Regions from separate parts of the Mus musculus genome. Here regions 1 and 2 are each linked to region 3. A link is a loop called in an ENCODE intact Hi-C map of the cell type or tissue named here. Cell type or tissue: heart. All regions are shown on one strand.

Region 1 (8,000 bases), 140 kb before region 3:
CCAGAATGGTGTCATCCAGCAAAAATGGAGTAAATAAATCATCTTAGGCGCTCTCCTAGTCACATGTGAACTAAAAGATGAGTGAAATTGATTTTAATGACATGCTATGAAACCTAGTATATCAAAAAACATAAGCAACACAGACATAATATCCTTTATGTGTTTCACAGGTTTTCAAAATCCAATGTGTGTTCTAGACTTGATGTGTCTTGGTTCCAACCAATCACATTTCAGGTGTTCAAAGTCACATGTAAATGGCCACCATTCTACACTACAAATGTTTGCTCCTTACAGGTAGTAGTGAAGATAAACACTCCTGCCTCTAGGGCTACAACTTACTCCTAATGACAGAGTGCAAGATCTGACGACTAATTCAGTCTCAGCAGTTAAAAACAGAACTTCACTTCCCAGAGTTCTTGAGTCTGAGGAGACAGATTAAGGCCTCTGGTGAGGGCCTAGCCTCTGCTTCCAAGATGCACTGTCACCGTGTAACTGGGAAGAAATGAACACGACATATACACAGGGCAGAGAGGACACAATAATTCCCTTCCCAGTTCCATCTGCAAAGGCCCTGCCCTCATGGCATTACCACCTCAGACAAGTGTCTATCCCTTAATACTATCACACTGAGGACTGAAGTTCAACATGCGAGTGGACCTTCGTGGCCTCTTTCTCCAGGGGCTGCTCCTAGCCCAGGTCTAGGCTGGCGAGGGTTGTGAAGTATTTCCCAGGCGTACTCCTGGGACTTCATCTCCTACTTCCTCCTTTCTATTCCCCAGTGCCTTCCCTATTTGCTGATTGAATGCCACCTTACCTGGGGATTTAACTTTGCCAAACTCCCTTTCCCTAACCGAATCCGGGAATCTATCTTGGCCTTCAGGGCTATTGAAGACCTCACCATTCTGCCACCAAGCACCTGACTTAACCTCTTGAACATGCCCTGTATCAGTCTGTTTTCTGTCTCTGATCTTGGCCACAATTAGCTTTGTCCTTCAGCTCTAACACACAGCACAAGGATCTGGTAGAAACTCTATGCTCCTTTCAGTAGCAACAAAGTCACAGACCAGCATAAGTGCACTACGTGGCCCAAGGGCAGTAAAGAGGCTTTACTCTTTCTCTGGGACAAAAACTAAACAGCAAGGTGTTCCTGGGTATCCGATTGTGTTCATGGCCCTTTGCTGACTGACTGATCCCATACATTTAAACTTAAGGGCTAAGTTTTAGAAAGTATTTTTACATTATGACTCCAAATTAGTAATTGAAATCACCTCCCTTGGCACAAAAGCATCCTGGAGTAGTGAGTGGAAAAACCTACCTGGAATCTGACTTCTTTGAGTATAGCTACTCAAACTGCTGCCTAATTTAAAAAGCCTCCGGATCTTTAGCATATGTTAATGGCTGGTAATTACCATGCATATGTTAATGACATGGAAATTACTCAATGCTTCGGGTTTGATTGATGAGTAATTTTGTCAGTTTTCCCAATTTTTCAGCCTGGATGACAGACTTTTAGTTAACAGAATTACTATAACTTATTAGTCTGAAACTATAATAATCATCTCATTAAATGAGTTACATTTCTTTCTCACATTGCCGGCATCAGGCTTTGTGAATCACAATTTACAGGTTGTCAGTACCTTTAGACAGAGGCTCCTCCAGCCTAAAGCAAACACAACCTTCCCAAAGCCTTCGGTCAATAGAGAACCTCGCTCTACTATACCCCAACCACTTCCACAAGCATCTTTTCATCTTTTTCGGAGCAAGGACGGGAGTTTGCTGTTTACAAATGTACACAGTGATGAACACAGCAAATGTGGCTGGACAGACAAGCATCAGACCTAATACCTAGAACTCAAACCGTAAATGGGAACCCCAGCAGTAAATATTCAGGGATATAGATAACCTACAAAAGTGCTCTGGGAAATTCTTTTCTGGGTTCCACGGAAAATGCGCACAGCCTACCTCCTCCACTAGCCTGATCCTGCTAATCCTCAAAGATCTAAGGACCAAAGGGTGCGACCTGGACACTCGTGTGCAGACATTCGGGTGTGGGTGCTGTGTATTTGGGTGTGTAGACAGAATGGGGCTAAAGAAAATCCTTTTCCAACCCCAGTGTGCACTTGTGTAGAAGTGCTCAACTCAAGGGAGATCATGCTGAATCGACAGAGCTAGTCAGCGAAGGTGATGATGGTTGGACACCTTATGATCCTAGATCAACAGCAATGGTGAATGTCTGGGGCCTAAAGCAAACGCCTCCCATCATTAAGGACATCTGAACCTGCCACGGAGCTGATAATGTTTTATTCCACTTCAATTACTTCACATTTTGGTCTTCCTCTCTGAGGGGGTAGGGAGGTATAAAAAGCTCTATTGCTTTAGGATTCTTTAACGCAACTTCATCACAGTTCATCTGGGCTTTTCCACTCCTTTGAATTCCAGGGTCATTCTTCTGTACCTTCCCTGATATTTTTCTGGCAAGGCGCTAGCAGGCTTGCTCAGCTTCCCACTTCTCTTCACCGGTGACATACCCCGACCAGTAGTGACCCCTCTGATGGACAAAGTTCGGGGAATCGGGAGAGCTGGCGTGGGCCCTTCCATGCTCCTCAAGCGCCGCTCATTCTGGCTGTTCAACCCGAGCTCTGGCTCCTTCCCGCCGGCGCTTGCTGTTCCAGGCTGGCGCTCCTTGGCTCGCCGAGGGCCCTGCGCCACTGAGGGCCGGGGGCGGCCCAGCACCGGGGGGCGGATGGACTGCGGGCTCCAAAACATCGCACAGGGGGAGGTGGCCGCGGGAGAAGCGGGGACCGCGTTGGGAGGAGGTCGGTGCCTGGGCTGCGGGGCTTGTGGGGCGTTCGGAGGGCCCGGCCACGCCCAGCTCTGCGGGACGGCGCCCACGCTGCCCTTCAACACCGGCCCCCAGTGGCTGCTCTCACAGAGCCAGGCGTCCTCCTCCGAGTAGCTCTCCGGAGTGCCGCCTTCGGGATCGGAGTCGGGCTCCTGAGAACAGGTTGGGGACGGCGGAGGAGTGACAGGGTCACGGAAGTAGGGGAACAAGAGCACGGCGCGCAGCCGCCGCGCGGGAGAGCAGTAGGGCAGCCGGAGGGGCAGCGACATCTGCGGGCCGGGCCAAGCGGGGCTGCGGGGAGGCCGGCCCTGTGCACGCTCACGTCCCGCGCGGCGCAGCCACAGCCATGGAGGGACCCGGCTTCGAGTCGTCTCCGGCCTGGGGAAAGTTGGATGGACACTCCACCTGGAGTCAAAAGGCGGAATGGAGACCCCGCGAGGCTGATGTCCTCAACAGGGGGCGGGGGAGGGTCAGAAGAACCAGTTTCAGCCGGAGCGACCAGAGCAAGCCATTGACACTTCAGTCCCAGGAAGGGTTAACCGCGTCCTGCTGCCTAGGTTTACATGTAAATAGAGAGCCGCTGCTCCAAGCGGGCCCGGGCTAGCACTTTTAAGTTTTTGATTGGTTGCCAATGACATCACCACCCGCGCGTTCTAACACACCAAACCCACTAGCGGGTCCGAGCCGGCCTCCCTCCCAAGGCGAGGCCTCGCCCCTTTCTCCGCCCTCCTCGGCTTCTTATTGGTCAGAGACCACTGTGATGTAGCGGGCGGCAGCCTCTGGGTCTTCATTGGCGTATCGCGCCGTCGCTCGGAGGCAACCCCGCCCCCTCCAAAGCTTACATTTACGCTGTAGCAAAAGAGAAAGTAACTCTGTGTTGCTGCTGGGGATCAATGAAGCTGAGTGAATGGGGGCGCACTGCGCGAGCGCATAGCTGGAGCGGGCGCCAGATGGTAGAGGGCTACGCTTATTGATGAAGTAAGTGGAAGACATCACGGGTCACTCAGAGCCGGAGGGTGGAGGGTTCCGTGTGTGTGTGTGTGTGTATGTGTGTGTGTGTGTGTGTGTGTGTGTGTGTGTGTGTGTGAGTGAGAGAGAGAGAGACAGAGACAGAGAGACAGAGAGAGAGAGAGACAGAGACAGTGTCAGAGAGACAGAGACGGACCTACGTCAGGTAAGGAAGATCCTAAGGTTTAGTCTTTTGGCTCTGCTTGCCCTGGGATGAAGAGGGGAAATGAGTTTTGGTTTGGTTAAGATGCTTTATGGCAGTTTTCAAAGCCCAAGGCTTTGCTCATGATGCTCAGTGGTGGCACGGAATAGGGATGCTACGTGCCCCAGGAGTGGGGAAGGAGCATTCTTTAAGCACTTGGTTTTTCTTCAGTCCCTGTTAGTGGTGGAAGGAAGATTAGCGAGAAAGGGGGTAGGGGGTTCGTGCTATTTTTGTGGGAGGTTTCCCGGGCCAGACTGGCTTTGGAGCTATCTGCTGCAAGGATGCAGATCTCAGTGCGCTCTGTGCCCGTGTGTGAGCAGCAGCACAGTGAAGAGGTACCGGTCCCAGCCTGTGTCTCTGGAAAGTCGTTCCCGGGTTCTCCTCCTAGGGAATAGGCTACTAATCCTGGATGTCCCCTTACCAGGTAGCAAAATAGCAAAGACTTTGACTGCATTCATGTTCCAGCTGGGACACAGTTAACAGTTTTTGGAATAGTACTCGCTCTGAAAAAAAAAATACTACGCAAGGGAGAGGGAAGGAGGGAGGGAGGGGAGGGGAGGGGAGGGAGGGAGGGAGGCAGGCAGAAGGTTTGATCCTTTGCTCCCAACCAAAGGTGGGTGAGAGAAACCCGAGTCAGTGGGGATATGCCTACACGGGTGGGGACGTGCTCCTGGGTGCGCGTGTGTGGATTTTGCTGGTGACACTTTGGCTCGGTCTCAGAGAACAGTTACGGTCATGAATAGACCGATGATCCTTGATGTTTTTCCAGTCAGCTCTTAAAGTTCGTTTAGATGAGTGGCTCTTGCTTGGGGTTTGATTTCTCTAGTAGAGGAGTCAGAATTGCTATGTTATAGGGTGGCCTTGTGCCTACCGGGAGGAGGAAAGTGATCCATTGCAGGCACCCTTGGAGGAGGCAAAGGCAGCCCCCGTGGGCTCTAGGTCTGAGCTTCCCAATTAGCCTAACTGTGGTAAAGGGACGAGTGAGGTTGCCCTCTTGGAATCCACACTGTTTCCAAGAAGAATATCAGTATAGGGTTGAAACATTTTTTACAAAGTTGCCACTCCAGTGGAGATGCAAAGTCTGTCTGTATGACCAGATGAAACACATGCTCTTTTTTGCTTAGGGGCACAGCATAGAGAAGTGTAAGGATGAGTGGGGTCACAGAGGAACGGGCCATGGGTCAGCCTGGGGTGGGGTTCCTAGATCTGACTCCTTGGAAACTTGGTTTCTGGATAGTTATTCGTAGTGTAAGTGTGTGTGTGTGTGTGTGTGTGTGTGTGTGTGTGTGGTAATGGCTTGATTTGATTTGGAAGAGTCTAATGTGAGCTCTGAATAGGATGACGTTGAGCTTTTCAAAGGACCCACCAGAATGGAAAGGAAGATTAGCTCCTAGCCATGGAGGCTGACTTAGGGAGACACATTCCTTCTGATATGCAGAAGGTTAACATCCAGCCCCCATGTAAATATAGCTAGCTGCCAAGCATCTCCGTGCATCTCTGTGAGCTCCAACAGTGCTCTTGCTTGTCTCTTTGCCTTGGCTCTGGGGAAAGAAATGAAATACAGTACATGCCAGGGTGGACAGATGCATCCATCACAGGTGAAATAGACTTCTCTGCACAGGAGAGGAGGCTCAGAATAAATCTAAGAGCCTCCCTGTCTGCCTTCACTGTTTTTCAGGCCTCTGTGCCTTTACCTCCACTAAGGCTGAACTTGGATGCATGTCTCTAACATTATGTGACAGGAGGTCTCTTACCGTTTCTAATGTCAAGTCTAATTTTAACCTTTGACTTAGCATCAGAATGGATGGGGCCCCTCAGGTATGCATCCTCTCTGAACAGATCAAAGTGAATTTTAGCCTTTGATAGTATCACAACCTAGGGCACCTAGAAGGACTTTGACTTTGCTCAGAGATATGCAGAGGTCTTCCCCCGGGGATTGGATGAGACTGGCTTTGTTTTCATGTGACTTTATTTTTTTCTTTCTTCCCCTTCTTTCCAGACTCTTGACTTCTTGAATTGCCAGTTTTCAGCCTCCTCATGCCTCCATCTCCTTTAGACGACAGGGTAGTAGTGGCACTATCTAGGCCTGTCCGACCTCAGGATCTCAACCTTTGTTTAGACTCAAGCTACCTTGGCTCTGCCAGCCCAGGTAGTGGTAGCCACGCTCCTGTCCTTGCCACCGCCGTTGTGACCCTCAAGGCTGCGAATCTGACGTATATGCCCTCATCCAGCGGCTCTGCCCGCTCCCTGAATTGCGGATGCAGCAGCACTAGCTGCTGCACTGTGGCAACCTACGACAAGGATCATCAGGCCCAGACTCAAGCCATTGCTGCAGGCACTGCCACCACCGCCATAGGAACCTCGACCACCTGCCCTGCTAACCAGATGGTCAACAACAATGAAAACACAGGCTCTGTGTTAAGTCCATCGGGTGGGGTGGGCAGCCCTGTGTCAGGGACTCCCAAGCAGCTAGCCAGCATCAAGATCATCTACCCCAATGACCTGGCAAAGAAGATGACCAAATGCAGCAAGAGTCACCTGCCCAGCCAGGGTCCCGTCATCATCGATTGCAGGCCTTTCATGGAGTACAACAAGAGTCACATCCAAGGAGCTGTCCACATTAACTGTGCCGATAAGATCAGCCGGCGAAGGCTGCAGCAGGGCAAGATCACTGTCTTAGACTTGATTTCCTGTAGGGAAGGCAAAGACTCTTTCAAGAGGATCTTTTCCAAAGAAATTATAGTTTATGATGAGAATACCAATGAGCCGAGCCGTGTGACACCATCCCAGCCACTTCACATAGTCCTCGAGTCCCTGAAGAGAGAAGGCAAAGAACCCCTGGTATTGAAAGGTAATGACTCTCCCTTCCCTCCCCACCCCCACCCCCCACATTCCTTCCTCAAATAATGTCCTGATCAGCTAGGTTTCCCTATGAGATTCTCTTACAAGTGGCAGCCTTCTTCTAACCCCAAGGCACCATGAACCAAAATAAAATAGCCTGTCTTCTTGTCTCTACTTCGAACTTTTTCTTACTCTCTTGGTACATTAAGAAAGTCCAAGTAGCAATGAATTGATATAAGATCTGAGTCCCAGCTTTGATCTGGCTGCCACTTTGGGTTGCCTATGACATTTTACTTGAGATGGTTTGCAAAAGGCACTTTGTACAACCAAGATGGTATCTCAAGCCATGCCTTCTCTGGTAGCTCTGTTTCAGTCCTCGAGTGGGTTGGAACTTTTTTGATCTCTCAAGGCCTGACAAATGTCGATGGATCAGAGGAAGCTGCGTCTACAGGTGCCAGTACTTTGTGGGAGAAACTCTTGCTGTTTCTCACCTGATTGTCTTGATGTTCTTATTGCTTCTAGTCATCTTCAACAAAGGCATGCATCTTTATCTTAAAGCCTCATTGAAAGTGTGAATTCTCCAAATGCATCCATTCCTCTGAGGAAGCTGCAGGGGATAGAGATGTGAACCGCCTACAACCATCCTTCCTGGTATCACCTGACAAGAGTTAGCTTCTGTCTCTTCCCTAGAAGGAGTCATACATCATTTTCCCCTAGTGTAGAATAACTGATGACTGGACACCCCCCCCCCCCCAAAAAAAGGAATAGATGACCCAGTCTTCTCTGAGCTTCTAACATACAGTGTTGTCCTGACCATGGGCACAGTCCACTTGCTCATCTTTGTCCTTTTGGGCTTTGAGCATTACTCTTCTGATAATATCTACCTAGTCATGATGGAGAGTGATAACTATCTTCGTTTCGAATTTTGAGCCATTGTGTGCATGGTGGGTGGGGTGGGGTGGGGTGGGGTGGGGTGGGGTGGGAGGGGGTGGGGTGTCCCAACCCCAGCACTAAAGAGTGGTTGATTATCAGTGGTGCTGAGTTCCTTTGAACACTTTTCCCATTTAACGGGACCGACTGCTTAGGGAAGCAATCTAGGATTTGTCT
Region 2 (8,000 bases), 130 kb before region 3:
CTGTTCTAATTTATAGTCCCCGCCCCGCTGTGACCTAGGTCTGAGACGGTGTAGTCTCTGGCTTGTTCTTACCCACTGAAGGATATAGAGCACCAGGCCCTTGTTTCTGGTCAACCTCCTCTGAGTGAGCCACATGAATAGCTCTTTAGAGACTCAGTCTTTGAAAGGATTGTAACCTTTCCCAACCAGTGTTGATTGTTGTGATCATCTGTAACTTGCTCTCCAACCTCAAGGCTCGACAGTCCTTGACCTTCTAAGACGAGAGGTGCTGTTCTGTTGTCACATCTGTCCTTTTTCACATCACTGGGGTCAGGGAACTTATTTGTCCTTTATATATGTGGGAAGGGCATGTTTTCTACAACTCTTTCTTGGTAGCCGTGGCCTTTAAACCGTTATGATCACAATTTTCAAAGTGAACCCCTTTATTCCCAACCAGATTAAGTATATGCTTCACCTATTGGCCTTCCCTTCCTTGTTTTTGAAATATTTTATGTCTTATGCTATAGTCTACTGTTTAGAGTTAGTGTTATATATTTAATTGAGCTGGGAGTATTTTACAGAGTGGTGTAGACATTTTTTTGTTTTTTTGCCCCCAAGTTAAACATGTAGTGTCATATACCTGCCCAGGAGTGTTCTCCAAATGTGGAATGCCACTGTTAGTGACTGGGTCTTGAGTCTCAGGAGAGGCCTCCCTCCCCTTCCTGGAGACCCTGTTTCAGGGCCTGTCTCTGCCTGTGCAATTGTTATGTCAGAGTCCAGGCCTGTACTTGCTGCATGCTCTCACATGCAATGGTAGACTGTCTGCTCTGGGTTTCCAGAGTTCTGCTCTATACCAGAGGCTTTTTGAAGGGGTTGTGGGGGTAGGGGTAAGGATGAAAAAGACGGTCAGGGAAGTAGCTTTGAAAGGTTGATGCAGAGGGGAGAAGTCAGGCAAAGGAGTGAGATTTACACTAAAAACTTCCCCCTGATCTCCACTGTGCATTTTCGTATTAGAAATACTTTCTATTAAAATATGCAAACATAGTTGAACTATTTTCACTGTAAAGACGGCATGAAAGTAAAAATATGTAAGTTCATGTTATATACCCACCCGGAGCTCCCAAACCTTCCTCTTAATTCCCGAATAAAGAGCAAATGTGGTCTAACAGTTTCTCTTAATTAAAATAGATTCTGAAATATTCATTAGAAAGCAATACCGACTCTCACGACAGCGAATGGCTACGCCAGGAAACTAGAGACCCTGGGAAAGTCTCCTTTGTCTGCTTTCTTCTGGGGGAGTAATATATCCGTCTTTGCTTTGTCTGCTCTTGTAAGACACATCTACACTGCAAACTTATTTTATTCTTGTAACTGTAATTCCAAATAGATCTGTAAGAAAAAGCAGAGAAATGTAGGGAGAACTGCAGATCAGCAGGCCTGAGGACACTGGGTCCCTCCATTCAGTGTCCTTGGGCAGGCTGCCTAAGTTTGCCTAAGCCTTTAGTTCTCTGGCTTCCTCACTGGTCACAAGAAGGCGCAGCACTGGTGTTGCACTTGGGATGTTCACTCAGGAATTCAATAAGCGGAGGCTTGCAGAGTGTTCGGCAGAGCACCCTCTCCACCGAGCTCAGCAATATTTCTGTGCATTGAAATGTGTCAGTCAAAAGGTAGTTTGTCCTCTTTGCTCCCAGGGGTACAACAACCTCGGTCTAGCTGTGTGCCTGCCTCTGTGTGTGTGTGTGTGTTGCTAGGGCCTAAAAATAACTTGATGACTGTTACCTAATTTAAGTAGCATACAGTTGTGCCAAGTAATTGCAAAAACATGTTAGGTCAAGGGGCTGAGTAATTTGGGCATACCCTAGAATTATTCATTTGTAGGGGAGCTTAGGAAAATGGGATGATAAATCTGTCCAGCTAATGTCCTGGATAGGATAACAAAAGTCTAAAACTTTTCAACTTTGTCTTCTCTGGCCTCGCTTCGGATTTATTTTTGGAAGGAGGATTGTAGTCTGACTATAAAAGGGTAGGTGGAAGGAGGAGGGGTGTGGGCTGCTGCAACCCTGAGTGCCAGAGAGGAGCTGGAGTGTGAGGGAAGAAGAGGAGCTGATGCTTGCTCATTTGAGTGGGTCCTGAATGCTCCCCCCGAAGGACTACAGGCTTGCCTGCCCTCCTTCCTTCATTGCAATCCAAGTGAAAGACAAAGGGACTTGAGCCCGCCCCTTTCCCATCCCTATTCTTACCCCTCTGCTCCTCATAGGTAGCTTTTCCATGACACTACAGTGCATATAGCCCCTATGGCTTTGAGATGCTTCGCTGCTTAAACAGAGGGGAAGGGCAAATTGGTCTGAACCCAGGACTCTGGATCATTACCAGGTCAGATCTATGAGCCAAACTGGGTTGAAATGAACTGGGATCAGCCAGCTGGGTTGTCAAAGATGAGTTCAGGAAACTCTTGACAGTGTGGTGGGTAGTAGTCACGGATTGCAAACCGAGAAACTGACAGGAAAGCAGTCCTCCTCGTTACATTTCTAAAGCACATTTCTCCAGGAGGCATGAGTCGGGAGAAGGGTGACTGGGTGTTTCCCCGCTTAGTCTGTTTGTGCCAACCCATCAGGTGGTCTGATGAGATCACGAGGGCAGAAGAGGTTCCTGGGCGGAGGCCTCTGTAGCAGGCCGTGTTTCTCTATATCTTGTTGGCTGTGATCAGCAGTTATCTCCATTCTCCAAGATTCCTGGAGAGCAGTTTGAGTGTAAATTAGGGCCACACGACAGTGCTTAGGCAACTTTATCCACTTTGGTACCAAATAACTAACTACACACTTAACGATATTCTGTTTGTTTTGAGATGGGGGTGACTGTGGAGTTCAGGCCAGCCTGGAACTTGTAACGGTCATCTTTCCTCTGCTGCCAAATTATGGCCAAGTGCTACTACGTCCAGCTTAAGGATAGAAATTCTGATCCTCAGAGCGGTCTTCTAATCAATTCTGGAAGGCTGTTGATTCTATGCTGTCACTAGTGGATGATTGACACTCTCTGGTGCCCAGGTTCCTTCCCCTGCCCCGCCCCCCCCCCACCCCCCCACCAAAAGATTTTGATTCATTTGGTCTAAGGTACAACCTGCACACATGCCAAGATTTTGAAAAGCTCCCCAAATGATTCTCCTGCACAGTGAAATTGGAAAACCATTGATCTAGTTCGAGCTCGTTATGCAGTTATGGAAATGAGGCCTGGAGAGGTTTATGACTAATCCAAGGTCACACGCGTGATTAATTTCAGAGCCTTGGTCCTTTGTGCTAAAATAGGTCTTGTTAGGGCTATAGACTGATGTATGTGTGGTACATTATTACCTCAGAGCCTCCCATGTATAGTGTAAGACATGAAATAAAATAATACACGTAGTCATTTTGAATACTAGTACCTTTTTGGTTTTCAGGTTTCTATTCAGAACAACAACAATAAAATAGACTTAAGTCAAAGGATTTTGGAAAGCCGTCCCTGATGGTCGAGATTTTACCTAGGTCCTGGAATATGGGCCAACTATTAGCATCGATTTAATCCCATTTTCTTAGGAACCTAATATTTTAAGGGAGAGCTAAAAAGTAATGCCAAGGTACATCCAAATAAAGGGTTGGGGAAGGGCTATCTACATGGAAAGTACTTGCTCTGCAGGTGCAAGAGCCTGGGCTTGATCCCCAGAGCCACGAGCTAAAAAAAAAAGACAGTTCAGCATCTCAGATGCTAACAGCTCGTTGGCAGGTAGCATCATGGAGTACAAACTGGTGGGTAGAGAGGTTAGACCATAGGTCGCATCACTGCTAATAGTCCCGTCTGTGTGTGGTGTGTGAAGCACTGTGTGAGTCTGGAGACTGTGTTCTGTCAGTGTTTGGTGAGCTTGTGCTTTCTTCATCCCCCACCCCCACCCCCACCCCCACCCCCAGCTTGTTTAGAGAATGGCTTATCTTCAGGAGATGTTATTCTGCTAAGTATCTTTGTGCCATTTTTCTCTGCTTTCTTTTTCAAGAATGTTTCTAGTTTTCTCGACGTTCACTAAGGGCCTACAGAATTTCTTTCCAGGGCTGCAGTAGGCAAAGGAACGATGTATCATTTTGAATGGAAAGGGAAATATCACATGTTCTTTCTGCTTCTGCAGTTGTGGCAGACAGGGCCCCCCTGTGTAGCAGAGTGGAACTTTGTCATTTGAGCCTCAACTGTTTGGACATCTTTCTGATAGGAACAAGACCTGTGTTTAATTTCACCTCGTGTCCCTTGTGAGGAAATGGGCAAAATGGGCACACGAAGTAAACAGACCACTCAAACGGTGCTTCAGAGACTAGGTTTGGGCCTGTTTTGTTTTATCTTTTAATTTTTTAAAAAAAATTTATATTTTAAGGACCATTCTGAGGTATGAGGCTAGGATGAAAACAGTTCTCATTGGTTCCAAAGCCTTTGCTCTTTCCCCTATAGGATGAAATTTCTCTGTATGAGTTTCTTTGTGCTGTTGCTGTGAGAAGATGCTCCAGCCAGAAGCCAGGAAGGGTTTCTTGGTACTCACAGTTTAAAGGGAAGATGTGGTGGCCAGTGCGTGAGGCAGCGGGTTCCATGGTGTCTGCAGCCAGGAAGCAGAGAGAGATGCTTGCTTTCTCGCTTTTCTCCTGGGGCCCAGCCCCACAGGAACGGCGATACCCACATTGCATCTTTTCAACTTAACCGAGTCAAGTAATCCTTCACTCGCATGCCTGGACACTTTTATTTCCTTTTGATTTTAGGTCCCTTCATAACCCCTCTTTGGTAAATTTCCATTGGCTACATTTACCATATACCATATGTGCTATGTGATCTTACTAATTGAGAAAAATTAAAGAGGTGAACAAACAATGAATGGCCATTTATTTTCAAAGCCTCTTGTTGATGGCTGAGCCCCTGCCTTAAAACAAACTTTTATTGTAAAGTAAATGAAGGCACATTTTGCATTCAGCTTGCTAGTGCTTTCTAATCATGAAGGGTTTTTGTTTTTGTTTTCTGTAGATGTTTTCATCCAGAACTCAAGAACAAAATCTCCATGTTATGTTTGTTTTCGGAATATATCTATGTCAGATATCATTACTTAACAGTTAGCAAATCTGTATTCCCCTTTCACCGGCAAGACCCGTATTTTATGTAGCTTAAAGAAAAGGAAGGGTGATTTGTCCTTGCATAGGAAATCCGCTGTGCCTGCTTGAAACTTACACAGGAGAGAAAGGCAGTGCCCTCTCAAGTCTTTGCTACCCTTCCCACTGCTGTGCTGAAATTCCCAGTGGAAAGCAGGCTAAGGGAAGAAGGTTTTATTCTGGCTTAGGGTTTGATGGGGAAAGCCCATCATGTTGAGCAAGGCCATGAGGATGCTTACTCTTGTCTGGGCTCACCAGACTTTCTCCCTCTTTAACTTGGAGTGGACCTCCAGCCTAGGAGGCAGGACCCTTACAACTTTTTGCAGCATTCTTATAGACACATCAGAGGTATGACTCCTACTGAGTTTCAATCCAGTCAAGTTGACCAGATGAGAGACCCTACCATAGGTCTGTCTCTTGTCAGCTGGGCATCCAAACACATCCCTAGCAAACCATCAGTCCATGTTCTGCCCTGGTAAAGTAAAAGTGCCTTTACAAAGAGAAAGTTGGTGTAGATTCAATACATTATCTGACTTCTTTAATGTTTTATTTTTGACAAAAGCCGCCTCACAGCCCCACCCCAGTCTTGAATTTCATGGAAAAACAAACCGAGTCCAGCTGTTCTTTGTGTTTCCAGAAAGGCTTTGCTTCTTGTCTTACCCAGGGAGTAGAATCCCACTGGGTATCTGCTGCCCACTCCTAATATCAAGTATGTAGAAGAAACACACCTGATCCAGGGATGGTGTCAGGCCCATGTGACTTTACCTTGTGTCTGAAGTAAGCACTGTGAGGGGTAGGACACTGCTGCCCAGATCAATACCTTCTATTTTATTCATTCCATGGAAGGAATCATTTCACACCCTTTGAATCATGGCCCTGAGCTCCACTACCAACCACTGCACTAAATAGTACCAGATGTTGCTACTGGAAAGAGAGAAGAAGAAAAAAAAAATCAGATGGGAGGAGGGGCCAGGAGGTGTGGGGGCGAGGGGGGTGGCAGGAGGGAGGCAGCAGGAGGAGCGCAGTCGTAACCTGGGGATCAGGTGACAGCTGCAGACTCCACCCTCAGGCAAGGGTTCAGTTCCAGACTGCTTTCACTGGTTCCCTCTTGAAACCGAGAGCAGACTTCATGGAGGACAGTGACTGAAGAAAAACGGACCATTTTCTTGGGTTTTGTACTTCCATGCTTATAAAGAAATCACTTTTTTTTTAATGCTAAGATTTTGAAAAGAGTGAGTCATACGATTCTCTCAATGTGATATTTTAATGCACCATTCCAGTCGTTGACTTCAGGAAAAAAAAAAAAAAAAAAAAGAGCAGGAAAGCCCAGGGGTGGGATGTGTGCTTGTTGAAGGAGCACCTGGCCCAGTAGCGGAGGACCCAGAAGATGGGCAGACATAAAAACTGATCTTTTGATTTCAAGTCTAAGCACCTTTCAGGCTGATCACATTGCTATTTAAAGATGGGCCTTGGGTCTCCTTGATGAGTGCATTGTCCTGGAGGTGCATCCCATTAAATACAACTTCCCTTCCCCCAAGTCCTTGGCTGTCTTCAAGTGAAAATTCCATTGGTTTTTAAGAAGAGTGTCCTGCTCTGTCCTTAAAGCTGACTTTGCAAGTGATCTTAACCCCGGGTTGTGTCTCAGACTCTGGAAACTTTAACGTATGTATAATGTGTCAGAAGTTTTGGGTTTTCTGACTGTTTTGTTTTTAGTTTAATTCAATTAGAGAAACCTTTGAAAATGGTGATGTTATTTCTGGTATTTAGGAAGCATTTCCGTACTGTCAGTGTCTTGTGTCATCAGAATACCGGTGGCTTAGAATCAGAGATTCAGGCCTTTGGCCTGGTACACGGTGAACCCGGGCATCTTATGATGGAGCTTGTTGTTAGTATATATTTAAATGTCTGGAACCTTAATAGTAGAGAGGTAGAGGTGTTATGTATTAATCTATCCCACTCTCCGTAGTGGGAGCTAGATGCAGGAGAAGAAAGGCAGGTGTAAATCTAGGAAGAGTGAGTCAGCAGAAGATGTGCTTGGTCCCGGTGACTCCATCCATGAGTGCTCACATCTCTGGCTTTTGCAGTCTAGTTAGTGGGGATTGGGATGTTAATTACACATTTCCCATCCTTCCTGGCTGTCTCGTAGGCCTTCGTTTTGCTTTGAGAAATGGAATCCTCTGAGACAAGCCCACAGACCCACCATCGGTCTGTTGCCTGGTTGCTGGGTTTTGACCTCTCCTTTCCTGTTCTGTCTGGCCTGAGATACTGCGAGGGGTTGGAGGGGGTAGGTAGTTAAGTGACCTCAGGAGCCTGTTATAGGGAGTAGCATGCTCTTAGGCAGGATCAGGTACCCAGTTTCACCTATTGGAAATTCGGAAACTCAAAAGCCTAAGGTATCGCCTCACCCCAAACATCTCAGGTCCCTCTCCTCCCTTCTCTCCCCTTCACTCTCCCTCCCCCACTCCAAGTCTTCTTTTTTCCATTCTCTGTCTTTTTGACAGGGTTTCATGTGGCCCAGGCTGGCCTTGAATTCAGTTACTGAGGATGTCCTTGTGTTTCGACGACGTCCTGTCTACCGAGGCCCCAGTCATGCACCACCACACCACACCCTCCTGGGCTGTTTGGTGAATCTGTGATTCTGCCTTGCCTTATAACATACTCGTCCTTCCTATTATAAATAGACTTTTTCTCTTAGAGGAAGTGGACGTTGGTCACTCGGAGACAAGATTCCAGGGCGGATTGATGACTTGGAATTTTGATCTTGTCATTTCAACACTTGGACAAGGGAACTTTGCTGTGCCTCAGTTCCCCCAGCTGTGAGAATGGAGATAATGACGATGTTCACGTGGGGTGGGGGCAAGGGATGGGGCCAAG
Region 3 (8,000 bases):
AATCACTGGGATATGAACAGAGTTGTCTTAAGGACTTTCCATGGTGGCTCAGCTTTAGTATACAGCCCATAAAAATCCAAATATTCTAAGAACAAAAGCACAACAGAAAAAAGTTAGGAAAAAGTGCTGTACCATGGCATTCCCTTCTCATTAAACTCCAGAAATATAAACTCTCCATCATTTGGGGAATCAGAGGGAGATAATGGTCCAATCTCAGCAAACAGTGCTATTAAAAACACAAACAACCGAACTCAGTGTGCCTTTTAGTTTCCCCTGTGACTCCAATTAAGATCACATCAATTAAGTGAACTTATCATTTTGTATCATGGAGCATTTGAAAATTGCATCAAATTTGAGTTGGCATTTTCTTCCTTCCATGATAAGAAATGCATCTAATTGCACCACCCTGATTGCATATCTAGTTCTTAGGCAGCTGCACAAACACCGTGAGCAATATAGGAAAAAAAAAAAAAAACCACAACAACAGGAGAAATGTACAGAGGCTACCACCAACAGAAACATTTCTAAGACAGAATATCCCATGGGTCATCAATTCTGATTGAGATGACTCAGCCATATAGATCCGGAGGGGCGGGCATGCAGGAGATAATGTGAAGATTATGAGCCCCTTCCTGGCACATAGCAAGTCCTTATTTAGAGCTTTTGTTCCTAGAACCTTAAATGAACTTCCCTAGTGACAACTCTGGACGGCTGAGACAACTCTCACTCTCAGCAAGATGGATAGATTTATCCCATGCTGGACCATCTAGCACAGCTGTCTCTGGGATGGGATCAAGACAGGTGATGGGCAGCTGTCTGTTCATCATCCTTGGGAAAGTGGTCTAATATCTGTTGGTACCACCCTTCTGCAAACCTCACAGAGTACCTGGGTGATTTCTGAAGTAGACTAACACAACTTCTCCATGTGGGTAAATTGCACAGGATAACCGAGGTTCCCCTTTGGGCCCACGTGTTCACAGCTAAGAGCTTGGACTATGTGGTCAAGGCTAATAAAATTCTGGCCCTGGCTCAGACTATGTTTCACAAGCTTGAGGAAGCTCCCTCATGTCTCTATGCTTTGCAGTAGCCGAGAGTGAACAATGGTAAAACGTGGGCTTAGTATGCATAAGGCTCTGGGTCTATTCCAAGCTCCCTAAAACAAATGACATGGAAAAAAAAATCATTCTCGCTGCTCTGTGGGGATGATGTGAGAGGGAAATGCAGGCTGCTCTTTCAGCACATTAGAAGCACATTAACTCTCAGTAAATAATAGCTGCTGTTCTGACTGTTTTCCCTGTGTACCTCTTGCAGCTTTCAGATTGACTTGTACACAATCCATGTGCGAAGGGATCTCAAAAACCAGCTGGTACCCAGATTACAATCTCCTCCTTTCCCTAATAATGCTTTCAAGAGAAGTGCTAGACTCAGAGATGTAAGTATCAATGGTCCTTGTGTGTCTGTGTGTCTGTATGTCTCTGTGTGTGTGTGTGTGTGTGTCTGTGTGTGTGTCTGTGTGTACATGTATGTGTGGGGTGCTCTCACCCTCTTTCTTCTGCTATGCCTTGCTTCCTATAAAAGAGGAAAGAATGTGAGCAAAGGAAAAGGCACAAAGGAGGGCTGAACCTTAACTGGTTGGGTGAAGAGTTGATTTGCTGGTAAGGCCAAGTTGCTTTGCAGTCTTCTACATACTATAGTATTTGTGCAATGCCATTTTACAAAGTGCTATAAGTTTGTTTGTTGACATTGTTTATTATATATGTTTCTAATGATGTATGCACTGAGAGTATGAACTTGACTCTTGAACATGCAAGCCTTCTCTTCTCACCACCTCGGCTCTTCTCTCTTTGTTCATCTTCCTTCCCTCCCTCCCTCCCTGACCCCTGTCTCCCTGCTTTCCTCTCTTCCTCCCTTCTGTCTTCCTTCCTTCTCCTGTCACTTGCTGTCCTTCTCTTTCTCCAGTCCTCCTCTTTCTCACCTTTTTTTTCTAACCTTAAAACAATAATATAAATCAGATTTGGCAGCAGCAGCTTAAAAAAAACTTTCACAGTGACAATGGAGGCATTCTAGTTGTTAAACTTTCAGCAGCCAGGCGTTGTGGTGCACACCTTTAATCCCAGCACTCGGTAGGCAGAGGCAGGTGGATTTCTAAGTTCGAGGCTAGCCTGGTCTACAAAGTGAGTTCCAGGACAGCCAGGGCTACACAGAGAAACCCTGTCTCTAAAAACCAAACCAAACCAAACCAAACCAAAATGAAACAAAACAAAACCAAAAAAAAAAAAAAATTAAGCAACACCTAAGTTTGAGGGGTGAAGGTTCCAGGAATCTCTCTAGCCTTCTCTGCTCCTCCTCTGTCTAGCCTGTACCTGTCAGGTTTGCACATCATTTTAAATCTTCCATGTGTACTGCACATAAATGCGTGTATGGTTATGCATTCATTGCATGGTTGTCAACTTTTATTTTAAATAACAAACTGGAAAACCTTTTTCCTTCCTGGAAAGCAGTTGTAAGTACTGCCACGAGAAGTCAGAGTTTGAGTCTGAGCTGCTGGGCAAGAGCATGCAGCATGGGTGTCCTTGTCTGAAGGCCACGGGTCACAGTGATCTTCATATAGCCCTAGCCCCAACCCAGGTGACCTCATGTGCCCACAAGTACAGTAACAGCACAGGCAGGCCGGTGGTAGCTGCTGGCTGAGCCTGCTGCTGACAGGTGCAAGGGCCATGTATCACATGAGTCCACTAAAAATAGGTCTGAGAAAAGGAAGGGTCCCAAGCCCAGCTTATAATAGATGCTCACCTTGTGAACACTCACTGTCAGCAACAGAATTTCAACACAGTAACTCCCATGCCCACACTGACAGCTGTGTTAAGCTCCTTGAAGAATCAGTTAGTTTTGGTCAGAATAATAAATTTGCACTATCTCAAAGAGTGTTAATATGGAGTTTTTTTTTCCAAAGGGGGGAAGGAGAGGGGACAGACCCATCTGGCTGGAGGAGAGCTGTCTTTTTCAGTAGTCCCAGGCGAGTGTCTCCTGTCAGCCTTTGTTACGTGTGACCTTGTGATTATTTGGGAAACTCCTAGAAACATTAGGATTTCAGTCTGTCCTTGAGAAAATAAAACATTGTCCCCTTCCTGGGTTCCATTTTCATGATGAAAGAGGAACACTCTTCTGCAGGAGTTGATTTATCAGAATGAATTTCAAAACCAGAGTCATTAAACGAATTTTTTTTTTTCATTTCCTACCCAGGCTGGAATGAGTCGCTCACATTGATGTAATCAGAGAATCCAGGAGCAGGGAGCAGTCGATGGAGCTGGGACTGTCCTGTCCCCAAGGATGGTGGCAGCTTGAGAAAGTTCTACTGTGCTCTGTCCTAGTGTGCGGGGGCAGGCCTTACACAGTGGGAGCCTATAAGTGGTGCTATCCCTTGGACACATTCCAAATCATTTCCCCGCTTTGATAACCCAGTTTGGAACTGGCACACTGCTAAGACGGCTTTTTTTTTTTTTTTTTTTTTTTTTTGCTAAAGACCCAAGAGGATCAGGCAGTCTGATGCCTGGCTATCATTTGGAATTACAGACGATAGAATGTCAATATCAAAATAGTGTCACCTTAATCATTCCAAGAGACTTCTGCCCAAGAGACTTCTGCTTTAGTCTTTAGGCTAGTTATTTTTCTACAAAAGGGTCTGCTTGTTTTGGGGGAGGGGGTGGTGTTCATCTATTTCTGCATCTTGGAATGTGTGTTTGTGTGTGTGTGTTCAGGTGCATGTGTAAGCACGTTCATTCAGAGAACAGAGGATAACCTTGGGCGTTATTACTCAGATAGCTGCCTATCTTATTTTGGTTTTTTTTGCTTTTTTTGTTTTTTGTTTTTTGTTTTTACATGAAATCTCTCATCAATTAGGCAAGGCTGGCTGGGCAGCAGGCCCGAGGAGTCTACTGTCTCCACCTCCCCAGCTCCATGATTACAAGTGTATGTGCACCACCACTCTTGGCATATGGAAGTGGGCTGTAGGGACTAATCTCGAATATCTGTGCCTTTGACAAAACTCTGCAGCTGGGAATTTGATTATTTTCTTCTTAAAGGTAGGATGTTGTCATGGTACCCAGGCTTGCCTGGAATACAGGCTCAAGGGATCCTCCTTCAGTAGCCTGATGAAACTGGGATGATGGCAGGGATTATCAGAGCACAGGATACTTTTTGTAAGACTGGTTTGCCTAAAGGACAAGGGATCATAACAATTAAACATGAACTATTTGTATAGGAGTAGAAGACACCGGAATCACGTAAGAGCGACAAATTTTAGGCCACAGTGTAAATTATCCATGAAAACTTGCTCAATAATTCAGATCCACTTTTGAACTCTACTTCATTGTAATTCTGCATTTCAATTTGTTACTTACATTGTCTTGTAGTTTTTTTCTTAGTTATATAATTTTATGCTTCACCCTCCCTCCACAAATTGGATGTATAAGTCTCTTAACAGAAGTCACTACAAATTCTGCCTTGGATACTTCTGTGGGGTCTTTAGTAGATTTTTCTGGTTATGTTGGCCAATGTTGACTTCATATGTTGAATGTAGGCACATGCACTCTCTTCTCACCTCAGCAGGACCCTTCTCACACTCTGGTGGCCTCTGTGTCACACATGCCCTTCCCACAGGGAGGCAGAGCTGGCAGGCAGAGCCCTGGGAGCTATCTCTACTTCATACTGTCTCTGACCTGTGCCTCCAGACTTTCCACTCTACCTTCCAAGTCACAGTCAGTTCCTGCAGAGGGGAATCCCCCTTGCTGAATGCCAGTGGACCTGGGTGCACATTTCTGGGTGCCACATTCACTACACAACCATCTGCACACAGCACACAGGTGCTGGGAACATCTGGGATGCCTGTGGATCAAACCTGCTGGATCGTGTGCCCAATCTCGCTCATGTGCCCCCCTCATGGGGACACAACAGTGAACTAGAGCTATTTTTTACTAATAGACTGTCAAGAGGTCTACGCATATAGATCACAAGTACCCTGCTCTCTGTTCTTGCCAATACATTTGTAGAGTGATTGGAATGGAAGCAAGAGCCAAATAAAGGTTGGGGGAGGGGAAGAGACAAATGCCATGGTGTAGGTCAGGAGCTGGGACTATTTCTGAAACAAGTAACAGCTCTGGGCGTCCTCAGAATACTCTCTGTGGGTCTCATGCCTCTGTCTGCCTCTGTGGCACGGAAGAGGACAGCTACTTTTAATAACTTCTTTAGAAAACACGGGAGATAGCTCAAAGGATACTCAACTGTACAAAAAGACGTTAAAACAATTACAGAAAAACATGTATCTAACACGCAGGGGAACTGGTTTGAGGATGAGAACATTGGTTATCCATTGCATTTTTGTGATTTTTGGAATGTTATAGGAAATTGCATTTGTATCATGGCATTGAATCAAAATAAGCTTGAACTACAGAAAGATTGCTCTTGTTTTATATAAACTGAAGCATAGAAAGGAGAAGTTGCCGCTTGGGGCTACAGAGAACGCTCACAGCAGGGACAGTCAGCCCCAGCAGAGGAAGTGGTGCCGCTTTTCCTGAGATGTTTTGTTCTGTGAAAGTTTGAATGTATTTTTAATTGAATCAGAATTCGTTATTTCTCATTAAAACCTTTTTTTTCTTTGTTGGTGAAGTACTTGCCACACAGCATGAGGACCTGTGTTTCATCCTCACAACGTTGCCACATAAAAGTCCCCGAGGATGGGGAGGCATGGGGTGGCCTGCTTGTAACCTGTAGGAGTGGATAGACCCTTTCCCACTGGTCACCTTCTTCTAGCCTGCTTGTCGAGCTTCCCATCAGTGAGACCTGATCTCAAAATGGAGGTGGATGGTGCCTGAGGGAATGAGTCCAGAGGTTGTTCTCTGTTCTCTACATGCTTGGATAGCTTCACATACAGGGAAGCACACACACACACAGAGACACAGACACACAGACACACACAGACACACAGACACAGACACACACGCACAGACACACACACACAGACACACACACAGACACACACAGACACACACACAGACACAGACACACAGACACACACACAGACACATACACACACAGATACACACACACACACACACACAGACATTTATTCACAGATTGTTTTTCTCCTATGAGTGAATGGAAAAATGCAGTGTCTCTTCCTCTCCCTATCCCTGATGGTTAAGTCAGCTTGTGACGAGTTTCAAAATAGGGAAGAAAGTCTCATTAGCACAAGTGCACAATGTACTGTGTGTGTGTGTGTGTGTGTGTGTGTGTGTGTGTGTGTGTGTGTGTGTGCAGGAGAGGACCAGAGGAAGATGTTGGTGTCCTGCTCTTGGCTGTGGTTCTCAAAACACTTTACTGAAGTCAGGTATATGTAGTGTGGCCTGTATCATGCCACAGAAATCTGGGACTTTGTTAGTTGCTGTGGTATATCTTAATCTAACTGATTAAGGATAATGAAAATGAATTTTACATTTCCAGAGCATGCTAGAATCAAAAGTTTTTGTTTGATAAAACCTTCATGAATATTCCTTTGCATGAAGGAAGGAGAAGGCCAGGTTCCCCAACCCTCTCTCTGCTCCAAGTTCCTTCAGCCCTGTATTCTTTAATGCACATTTAGTTCTTGTGAATTCTGGGTATGATCCTGTAAGACATTACTAGATGTTCTCAATGATCATGTTGTCCCGTTGATAACATGCTTAGAACCACAGTAACGGAGACTGTTCTATAGTCCCTAAACAAGTTTCTTTTCAACAGCTAGCAGTTAATGAAATGTGTCTTTGAGCCACCTCAGTATTTTCCTGGAGTGTGCATCCGAATGCCCCTTCCCTCCTCCAGTGCCACGGAGAACTCATGCTTTCTGCTTTTCATGTAATTCTTCTGAATAATTTAAGCAGGCCTGTTTCTCTGAAGTAGTTTCTCCTGTTGAACTCCCTTCAGCTCGTTCCTCCTGTGAGATTATTTCAACATCCTTCATCAACCGTTCTCATCAGGAAAGGTTCAGTCTCTGTACTGTTTAAAAGGAGGCATCCGGAAGTGCAGATAATATGATTGGAAATGTGTCTTAAGTCATGTGAAATAAAATAACATCATGTGCTGTGCATCCTGTCCACTTAACCATAAATTTAACAAAATGGTAAATTGATCAACTTTATCGCTGTTCCTTTTCTTCTTCTTTTCTTTTGTTACCATGTTAGCTGTAACTCTGCTGTGCCATCCATCAGCCATGACTGTGTGCTATTTCTGAAGTGACCACTGTCCCCATAAAGAAGCTCCAATGGAGGGATCCTGGAGTTCATCCACTGGACATTTGCACTTGCTGCTGGCTGCACTGTGAGGTTGTACTGCTCAGTCCAGCACTCGCAGCCACCTACGGTTTCTTTGCCCCATTCATTATAGGTCCACTCCTAGTCTGTCACTGTAACCTGCCACCGTGTGCTCTCGTGGCACAAAGCAACAGAGGATGAGTTTGCTTTGGAAATGGCATCTCTGCTTCTACATGTGTGCAGTGTGTTGCTGACAATCACTAACATGCTTGCACTCAGCCCAGAAATTCTGTGCTATCATCTATCCGACACATGTCCTGTTTGTCATATATTCTCAGAGGAGACAGACTGAGACTTGGCAGTCCTATTTATATAGAACCTCGGAGCACCCTGAGGTGGCATTTGCTACAATCCTCAGATGTAAGTGGCTGGGCCAGCTTACTTTTTTTTTCATTTACTCTAGTGAATATTTGTTCGATTCATCTTTATCTGAGAAAGTCACTCGCTCTCCTGTTAGAAAAGGTAGGTGTGAATTGAGAGCTTGAGATTTGGCATTTATAATAATGAATAATGAAGCAAGTGAATTAAAGGCATGTCCCCTTTCTAGAGGCTCGTGAGTTTCATGCAGTTTTGTTATATTTTTGTTTTTGTTAGCACCTCTGTTCACTTTTTTCCCTCCCCCAATGTCTCCCCTCTGTCCACTTGCTTCCTGCCAAT

What was found. A loop is a pair of places that touch in the nucleus more often than their neighbours do. Peaks named below come from ENCODE experiments on the same cell type or tissue, not always from the same donor. Only the 100,000 strongest peaks of a DNase experiment are listed, where the experiment ranks them.
Region 1: a loop joins it to region 3, with 2.7 times the contacts of the local background. A loop is called at or near these places in 8 of 42 quality-filtered maps.
Region 2: it touches region 3 in a loop (3-fold over the local background); 7 of 42 quality-filtered maps call a loop at or near these places.

Annotation. Positions count from the first base shown.
Region 1 is chr1:184,030,750-184,038,749 of GRCm38, forward strand. 1700056E22Rik (RIKEN cDNA 1700056E22 gene) reads right to left here and starts at 3,249. Exons shown (of 1, transcript NM_028516.1): 1 at 2,283-3,249. The coding sequence starts at 3,111. The coding sequence ends at 2,407. Dusp10 (dual specificity phosphatase 10) reads left to right here and starts at 3,632. Exons shown (of 4, transcript NM_022019.6): 1 at 3,632-3,820; 2 at 6,052-6,903. The coding sequence starts at 6,090. In heart, a CTCF peak has its summit at 3,115 (motif pointing left); DNase peaks (open chromatin) are centred at 3,002, 3,562 and 6,342; H3K4me3 peaks cover 3,800 bases; H3K27ac peaks cover 3,639 bases.
Region 2 is chr1:184,040,363-184,048,362 of GRCm38, forward strand. The region is part of intron 2 of Dusp10 (dual specificity phosphatase 10); the gene reads left to right. Among named protein-coding and RNA genes, the nearest start is that of Dusp10, 10 kb to the left of the region's middle. RefSeq lists an enhancer at 908-2,400. In heart, a CTCF peak has its summit at 4,147; DNase peaks (open chromatin) are centred at 1,589 and 2,049; H3K4me3 peaks cover 431 bases; H3K27ac peaks cover 2,943 bases.
Region 3 is chr1:184,168,416-184,176,415 of GRCm38, forward strand. No RefSeq gene overlaps it. Among named protein-coding and RNA genes, the nearest start is that of Dusp10, 140 kb to the left of the region's middle. In heart, a CTCF peak has its summit at 4,631; DNase peaks (open chromatin) are centred at 2,666 and 4,766; H3K27ac peaks cover 4,226 bases.